Regions from separate parts of the Homo sapiens genome. Here all the other regions are linked to region 2. A link is a contact called in ENCODE Hi-C or POLR2A ChIA-PET data. All regions are on one chromosome and are shown on one strand. Each heading gives the region's core, a stretch centred on a gene start or an enhancer-like site at or near the end of the contact. The rest is flanking DNA. Distances are from core to core; before and after follow the strand shown. Region 1 holds the start of DTNB (dystrobrevin beta). Region 2 holds the start of RBKS (ribokinase). Region 3 holds the start of ASXL2 (ASXL transcriptional regulator 2).

Evidence for each region. A loop is a pair of places that touch in the nucleus more often than their neighbours do. ChIA-PET counts read pairs that join two places held with the same protein, here RNA polymerase II (POLR2A). Pooled maps may share reads with other maps.
Region 1: a loop to region 2 is called in a map of CD4-positive, alpha-beta T cell, with 7 times the contacts of the local background. The contact joins the promoter of DTNB here to the promoter of RBKS in region 2. A Hi-C loop is called at or near these places in 1 of 168 maps with a recorded cell type or tissue (CD4-positive, alpha-beta T cell), 2 of 37 single-sample maps with no recorded cell type and 6 of 50 pooled maps.
Region 3: a loop to region 2 is called in a map of B cell, with 19 times the contacts of the local background. The contact joins the promoter of ASXL2 here to the promoter of RBKS in region 2. A Hi-C loop is called at or near these places in 4 of 168 maps with a recorded cell type or tissue (B cell, CD4-positive, alpha-beta T cell, CD4-positive, alpha-beta memory T cell and 1 more), 3 of 37 single-sample maps with no recorded cell type and 10 of 50 pooled maps. POLR2A ChIA-PET finds 5 or more read pairs at or near these places in 2 of 52 experiments (activated B cell and naive thymus-derived CD8-positive, alpha-beta T cell).

The regions. Positions count from the first base shown.
Region 1 is chr2:25,672,307-25,675,006 of GRCh38, reverse strand. It overlaps DTNB (dystrobrevin beta), which reads left to right and starts at 1,430. Exons shown (of 21, transcript NM_021907.5): 1 at 1,430-1,621. RefSeq lists silencers at 1,393-1,687, 1,052-1,981.
Region 2 is chr2:27,889,054-27,891,753 of GRCh38, reverse strand. RBKS (ribokinase) reads left to right here and starts at 1,367. Exons shown (of 8, transcript NM_022128.3): 1 at 1,367-1,497. The coding sequence starts at 1,409. BABAM2 (BRISC and BRCA1 A complex member 2) reads right to left here and starts at 1,025. Exons shown (of 12, transcript NM_199191.3): 1 at 912-1,025. BABAM2-AS1 (BABAM2 antisense RNA 1) reads left to right here and starts at 640. Exons shown (of 1, transcript NR_028308.1): 1 at 640-2,298. RefSeq lists a silencer at 900-1,179.
Region 3 is chr2:25,877,054-25,879,753 of GRCh38, reverse strand. ASXL2 (ASXL transcriptional regulator 2) reads left to right here and starts at 1,267. Exons shown (of 13, transcript NM_018263.6): 1 at 1,267-1,588. The coding sequence starts at 1,532. RefSeq lists a silencer at 1,088-1,247 and an enhancer at 2,158-2,207.

The sequences.
Region 1 (2,700 bases), core at 181-2,680, 2.2 Mb after region 2:
CTCACTCTCTTGCCCAGACTTGGAGTACAGTGGTGCGATCTCGACTCACTGCAACCTCTGCCTCCTAGGTTCAGGCGATTCTCCTGCCTCAGCCTCCCAAGTAGCTGGGATTACGGCGTACACCACCACGCCCGGCTAATTTTTGTATTTTTAGTAGAGACAGAGTTTCGCCATGTTGGCCAGGCTGGTCTCGAACCCCTGACCTCAAGTGATCCGTCTGCCTCAGCCTCCCAAAGTGCTGGGATTACAGGCGTGAGCCTCCGCGGCAGGCCAGAAAATGCTCATCTTTTGAGGAACCTATTTGTTCCCATTTAACAAAGTTGGTTATCAGCATTTCCTTCACCATAGGAGTTTAAAAATAAAAAGAGGAGAGGAGGAGGAAGAGGGTGTTCTAAAGGCAGGCAGGCAGGCAGGCAGGCAGCAGCAGGAGGTGGCACGATCTGCCTTACCGTAAGGTGCCAAAAAGCAGTGAAAACCATACTCCCAGCATGCAGGCCTGGGGTCGCTTAGCTCTGGAGCTTACAGCCTTCATCATTGACCAATAGCCCCCAAAGGACGTTGCTGTTTTGAGTCTTAAGTAACGTTGAGAATGACCATTTGAACCATTCAAAAAGTCCTTGCTATATTCTAATTTGGCACCATCTCCTGTATTTCACAGTTTGGAAAGAATTCTATAAAAGATGGATAACAGTAAAACACAAAAAAGCTGGTGCTGAGATGGTAAACCTGGCTGCCCCGGCTCCTTTGCCCAAACTGTTTTCCCAGCCCTAATGTCCTCCCTTTTTCCTCCTAGGACTTCTTTTTCTTCCTTCGAGGTTGACCATAAATGCCGCCTCTAGCCCTCTGCGGCGTCCAAGCAGAAGTCGTCTCTAGCTTCTGTGCCAGCATCGCACCGTGGCTTGGCTCTGCACGGGTCATCGGACTTGGTTGTGTACATGGCTGTTTTCCCCGCTAAGTTTGGGGCGCCTCGAGCCCAGGCGCCGTGACCGTGATCGTGCGCCCACAGGCACCTGGTGCAGCGCGGGGCGCACGCCGCGGCTGGGCTAGCTTGCGGAGTTCACGGGGGTCACTCGGGCACAGGCTTGTGACCCAGGCGCGGAGAATGATTCACGGGGTGGCTCTTTGCATTCTTTGTCGGGTAGTCACGTCGGGCCGGGCACCCCGCCGACGGATACCTGCGGATGGAAAGACACCCGGCCCGACGCCAGCGAGCGGGAGAAGCCTGGATGGAGCCAGCTTCCCGCCTGCCCGGAACCCGCCGGCGACCGGTGGGCGGGGCGCGGCCGCGGGGGCGGGGTGGAGGGGGGTTGCTCGGCCGCTCCCGCCCCCTCCCCGCGCGCGGAAGCCACGCCCCCGGCCGCGCGCTCGCGCTGGGCGCGCGCCCGCCCATCCGCCCTCCGCCCTCCGCCCTCGCGCCCTCGCGCCGGGGGCGGGCGCTGCGCGTGCCGGGCGGAGAAGCGGCGCGAGCCGGGCGCTGCGAACGTTCGCCGCGGGGGTGGCTCCGGGGCCTGAGTAGGCGCTGCCGCTGCCTCAGCCGAGGGGGCTGGGCCGGAGCGTGCGGAGGAGTGAGGCCGCAGGAGACCTTCCCGACGACCCCTGCTCCGGCGGGGAAGTGAGCAAGGTGGGGGTCTGCGGCCGCCGCCGGGGCTGTGGGGAGACGAGCTGGGCTGGAGCCTCGCGCCCGCGAGGTGCGGGACGGCAGCTCGCGCTGCGCCGGGACTGGGGACCCGGGAGCCTGCGGGTGCGGCGCTGCAGGAGTCGGGGAGGGCGCGGGGAGCCGGGGCCGCTGCACCGCGCGCGGCTGCGAGGTGGGACGGCGCGGCTAGCCCCGGAGGGACAGGCAGAGGGGATGCGGCGGATCCCGGGCCGGGAGGGGTATCGGGGTCCGGAACGCGCCGGGGCACGGGCGCGAGCGGGGGCCCGGCGCCGGGCTGATGCTGCCCGAGCCCGGCTCGCCTGGAGGCGGCTCTGCGTTAGGTGCTGAAGGGGCGAGTGAGGCAGGTCCTGGCAGAGGGCAGGTGAGGCGGGCAGGCCCTGGCAGAGGGAAGGGTATTTATTTCAGATCACCCCAAATCACTGTTTCCCGAGGCGCCTAATAGCGAACCTGTCCAGGAGGTCACCCTGGACAGGAAAGAAGTGTCCCGAGACGAGGATGCCGGTGACGAATACTTGCCCTTAAATTCCTGTGCCAGGCCTTGGGATTAGGAAGACCTTCCAGCTACCGTAGGTAGAGACCCGTAGTCAGCACTGGGGCCACGAAATAGTATGGAACACCGTCATGTTATTGAGGTGCTGACAGTGTGGCTGTGAAGATATGCACATGAAATACAAAGGAGCGTCGAATTTTATGTCGCATGCCCTATTTACTTTCGGTCTCTTTTGTCTTTTCCCAGTATTGGGAAATTGGAGCCATAAATTGCGTGGTTTTGGGGATAAAGCAGAAAGGTCAAAAGAAGCCTATGGGAGAAATTTGGGAGAGTTTTGAAGGCTCCTACGGGTAACATTTAAAGGGGGCTCTTAGATGGGGAAAAAAGACGTTTGGAAAGAAAGGAAGTTTCCTTCCTTCCCATCTAGAAATAAGCTCCATGACTATTGACTGCTAAATCTTCAGAATGTTGCCTGGCTCACAGCGGTTGAGCCATAAGTGTCTATTGCATGAATGAATGGACAAGCAAGGTTTGGCCACATTTGCCATGGAGC
Region 2 (2,700 bases), core at 118-2,617:
TAAAATCTATTTCAACCATGAGGAGGTGTGACTTCTCTAAAAAAAAAGGGCGGGGGGTGGGGAGTGGAACACAATGACTCCAAAATCAGAAGTCACTTAGCCAAAAACACTGGTCCTTTGGTGCAGTGAACCGGGTACATGGACAGGGAGTCACCACCGGTAGTAACTCTTACGCATGGCAGCACTATAATACACCCCAGATATACAAATATTTACGGTGGTCAGAGTCCCCTGAATACTACTACTGCAATTTGTATTTCCTGATTTTGACGTATTGCAAAAGGAAAATGCAAAATTACAATTTTTGCAAGGGTCTGCTACCCCAAAATAAAGTTACAAAAGGTCCTTTGATGAGAGGCCTGGGGATTACAAAGACGTCTAAAGCACCATCCAGGTTCTTGCAATTAAAATGAGATGACAAACACGGAAACATGTGCCCTGCTGACGTCATGGAACGGAAAGGGGTGGCATCCTGCTGCGTCACGTCGACGTCATACAGCGCACGAGGGAAGTTACACTGGGGAAGCAATTTCCCCCAAGGGGCAACATTCGAGAAAAACAAGTTAGCTCAGACCCGAAGAATGACCACCCCACTCTAGGGGACGTCTTAAAAAGGGACACTCTCCCCTCTTCCAAACTGTATGATTCCCCTCATCAGGCAACAAGGAACTAATACTCGGGGTTTACAGGAACCAGGGGATGGGCCAGATATGGAGAAAGAGACGCCTCTGGCCTTGGGGGCTCGTTCTTGAGGGAATCAGCGTGATGGGGATGAGAAGGGCATCTTTGGAACGGGGGCCTTCTCCATAGGAAGAGGAGGCGAGTCCCCTGGCCATATTTAAACCACAGTTCTCCACGCCACCTGTGCGACTCGGGATCCAACCTCCCCGCACCAGCCCCAGTCCAGGTACCTGGAACTTAGTCCGATCGGTAACCGGCGACTACGTGGGGTACAGGTACCCGAGCGCGCCCCCGACAGACGCACCGACCTGCGCGCGCGCCGCGGGCAGGATGCGTGCGCACTCCCCGGACGTCCCGCCCCGCCCCCTCTGCGGCCCCGAAGCTGGGCGGCGTGCGCGCCCCCGCGCCGCGCCGAGCCGGGCGCTCGGAAAGGCGTCCCCGCGGTGCCTGACAGTTCCTTCCTCAGCGCCTGCCCCGTGAGTGACGAGGAGCGCGGAGTCTCGCCATATCAGGAGGGCCCTGTTACGTGAGGCTGTGCACCGAGACTATTCCAGGAAGAAGAGGGGACACTTGGTGGGCGGGGTGATTTCGGGCAGTCAGGTGGGCGACCCGCGTAGGCGTCTGAAAGGCCCGCGTCGTTAGGGAGGGCAGGAGTGGCGTCTCTGGTTACGGGGTCGGGCAAAGGGCAGAGGTCACCGTCCAGGTTGGACAGCAGCACCTTTGAGCGATGGCGGCGTCTGGGGAACCCCAGAGGCAGTGGCAAGAGGAGGTGGCGGCGGTGGTAGTGGTGGGCTCCTGCATGACCGACCTGGTCAGGTTAGTCCGGGGCCAGTTACTCAGTCTGCGGCTCGGGGGAGGAGGCGTGCCGTGCGCTATGCGCCCAGTGGAGCTTTTGGGCGCTGGGTCTCCAGGGATAGACAGTGCTAGCTTTGGGTATGAGCTGCAGGTTTTCGAAGCCTTCAGCCTACCTTCCTGGCATGAAAGAACTTGAGTATATAAAGGTAAATCTCAGGGGAGGGGACGTAATAGGCCAGGGTTTAGTGAAAGCTCTAATATTACTCAAAGCGCTCCCCAAAGACCTGCCCTCCAAAGACTTGCGCCCCCAAAGACCTTTCTTGGCCCGGCTGCTGAGCCTTTCCCCAAACGAGCCAGGGAACTTTGCCCACGTCATTTTACCTCCGAGAATGTGCCTACCTCACAGGGTTGTTGTGAGGACTAAATGAAGTAAAGTGTTTTGTCAAGCGTAACATTATCCAAATTGGGTATTATTCGTCTGAGCTTATTGTATAAAATAATGAGTTGAGCAGAAATCAAAAAGACTGTCACCTTTCACCATGTTGATTGTCGGCATTACTGCAGTATTTTATATTTACAGCGTATTTTTCAGCAAGCCAAGTATGAATCAAAATAAAAACATAAACACAGTATTTACAACCTCTGAAAACGATGATCAAATTATGATAGAAAATATGCCAAATGAAAATTGTTGAGTTAGGTCAGTAAGATTGAGTAGACAGATCCTTCTGATTTTTCTTTTTTTTAAATTAAGGTAGCTTTTCTGATTACAAAAGTAATGTATGTTCACTGTAAAATTAGTAATAAATTCAGATATTCCAAGAAAATCCTACCACTCCAATTACTGCAGTTCAGTCTTTTGATGAATATCTTTTCAGTTGTAATGCTACTTTGTGTTATAAAAATGATCAGGTATGCTACAGTAACACCTCATTCGTCCTGAAATGTTGCTTTTCCAAAGGGTAATAGAGAACGTGGAACTAAACAAAAAGGCTTTGGGACAATCAAAATAAGTCACCAAATTGCTGCACCAAACCACCTGTATTCTACTCAGAAAATAGGTCTAGGGTCTTCATGTAACCAATTTAACCTTACCTTAAAATATTTATAAGCTGTGTTACCAAATTTCCACTGAGATTAGAAAGGTGGGAGTTAGAGAAGAGACTGCTAGAGGCAGTTATAGTGACTGACGAAAACTTGAGGATGAGTAGGAGACTGTGTAAC
Region 3 (2,700 bases), core at 18-2,517, 2.0 Mb after region 2:
ATATATCCATATCAATTGCTGAAATAGGCTGTTTGATCCATGACTGAACGGAAATATAAGGAAGTATCTAGATACTTCTAGATGGCCTCTCAAACTCCCTTTAATATCTTTTTCTCTTTTTTTTTTGCACAACAGATCCTTTTTGAAAAATGGAGGAAAAGTTATGAATCCTCTTAAAAAATTCACATATAACACACAAAATATAGTTCATAATTTTAGGGAGTCCATGAATTTCTGAAACGCATCCATAAACTTTAAGTATTGCTCTCACCTGTCTTTCCTCCCAAGAGGCAATCCAATCCTCAGTCCTATTTCACACTATAGTAAGTTTACTGGATTGTTTGGAAGCAGCTTCTGGAAGCAGGTGGATTTGGGAGATCAGCAGTTGTTACTACATTCTTCTTACTTTGCAAGGTATCAAGGTGTAGATGATGTAAGAGAAGATGCCACATTCTGGATCTTTCAGAAAGCTGTTACGGATACTACAAATAATGGTCTCTGACCACAGAAATAGGTGAATCATTCAGCAAATATTTACTGGGCGCCTGATATGTACAGGCACTATGCTAGGGACTGAGCTCACCGAAATAAAGAAGACACCATTTCTGTCATTGATGAGTAGCTTCACATGTAAAAGCATGGATGCAGTTACTGGTGGCCTTAAAAACAAAGTCACCTAAGTTTGAGGCATTCTGGGGAGATGGAAAGGGCTCTGAGCTGGCAATTTGATTTTTGGTTTCTCTACATCCCAGACTTATGAGCTTGGCAAGTCACTCAATCTCAGTTGCTTCGCCTATCGAATGGGGTTAATAGGCAGACGAGAATTGTTGCCTATCTTCAAAAAGATAACCTCTGTAAAAATGCAAATAAATGAGAAAACACAAACGCAGGGCTGATCTAAAGTGATAGTTGGCAGAGCCACCCACTGAGGGAAGAGTTCAGCTCCCCAGGTCTACACAGCCTGTGCAGCGCCTCGCAAGAGGCGGGATCCGCTCAGTAAGCTTTCCCGGATGGCACAGGTTCCGCTTCCGCAGGCAGATATTCGCTGTAGGTGTGAGCGCCAGGCGTCAGACTACAGCTACTGCCGGGGCCTCCTTGGCGCGCATGCTCCTGCGGAGAGGCGGAGACCGGAAGGGCGGGGGCGTGGCGAGGTACCGCAGACCGCCGGCTCGATAGCTCAGCGGCCGGGCTTGGGAGGCGGGGGCGCGCCCGCGCTCGTTCGCGCGGCCGGCTGCGTACAGTAGTGACGGCCGCGCGGGAGCGGTCACATGACCGTAGCGGCAGCCTGTACAGTAAGAACCCAATATGGCAGCGGCGGTAGCAGTGGCAACGGCAGCAAGAGGACCGGCCGCCCCATAGACCCCCCCGCGCACCACCCCCGCCGCTTCCTCTGCTTGGGTGCCCCCCCGGTCTGACTTCCCTTTTCTCCCACCTTTCCCGGCACCGCGGGAAAAGCAGCGCAGGGCAGAGCAGGCAGGGAGGGCGGCCGGAGCCCGGACACGGGAGCCTCCCAGTCAGTTCAAGACCCGACATGAGGGAAAAGGGACGTAGGAAGAAGGGCAGGACCTGGGCGGAGGCCGCCAAGACGGTAAGGGGGAGGGAGCGAAGGGGAAGGCCGGGAGGATTTTGTTCCCTTGTCGCCCGCCAGTCGCAGGGAAAGGGAGGTCACTGGCCCAGGGACCCGGCTGAAGGGGCACAAAACCGCGCGGAGAGGGCGGCGGTTAGTGTCGGGGTTGCGATCCCTGTGGGAATGGAGGCGCCCGGCGGAACGTGATAGCCGCGGGGCCGTGGCGTCCCTCGGCGTCTGCGGCGAGTCCTCTCAGTGTTTTGAGGCTGTCTTTTGGGGTCGAGCCGATATCACCTCCGCTCTGTGGTAGCCCTCGCCCCGGCACGGGGAAGTCTGTGGTGCTTGCACGGTAACCGGTTCTTCTCCCTTGTGCGGCTGGAGAGCCCCCATTGGATGCAGATAGGAGAAGGCTTGTGCGTGCATCCAGCCCCGGAAAGGAGAGGGGAGCGCTGGAGCTGGATAGAATTTACCCGTTACAGCGGACGTGCCTGTGACCCCGGGCCCCCTGTTTGTCTGGCTCCCGGAGCAGACGAGAGATCACGAGGCTTTTGTTTTTGTTTGGTGTTGGAGCCGAAAGTGCAGGAGGTGTTTAGAAACGAAGTAACAGGTGGGACTTGTAGAATTTTTTTTTTTCCTGTTTCCGTAGAGACCTACTCTGAACAAGGCAGCAATGCATGGTGGGACGTGTAGTTTACCCGGCCTTCACGTTACCCTAGCCAAAGGGATGGTGCCCTAATGAAGTTGTAATTAGTGGGCAAAACAATTTTCCCCCTAATTGTGTTATGACGAAATTTAGAGGTAGATTTTAAAAAGTGGAATATTGAGGATTAGTGAGAACTTTTACCATATTTTAAGAAGAAAAAATTAAAAGCATGTTGTATGCAGAAATGAAATGGCAGGAGATAGTGAAGTTCATACATCGTTGAGGGTGCAGCAGAAAAGTAATAGGGCATTAAACGGCAGCATTTTAATAGTGGAAAGTGAGAGGTGTTCACCCCTTTAATGGTGATTAATGCCGGTAATACTTCGACAACGTAGCCCTTCTTAGTGAACCCTTATTAGATGCCATATGGTTTATTTTTTAATGAGTTTTTTAAATATAAAAGTAATGTTCACTGTGGGGAAATTTGGAA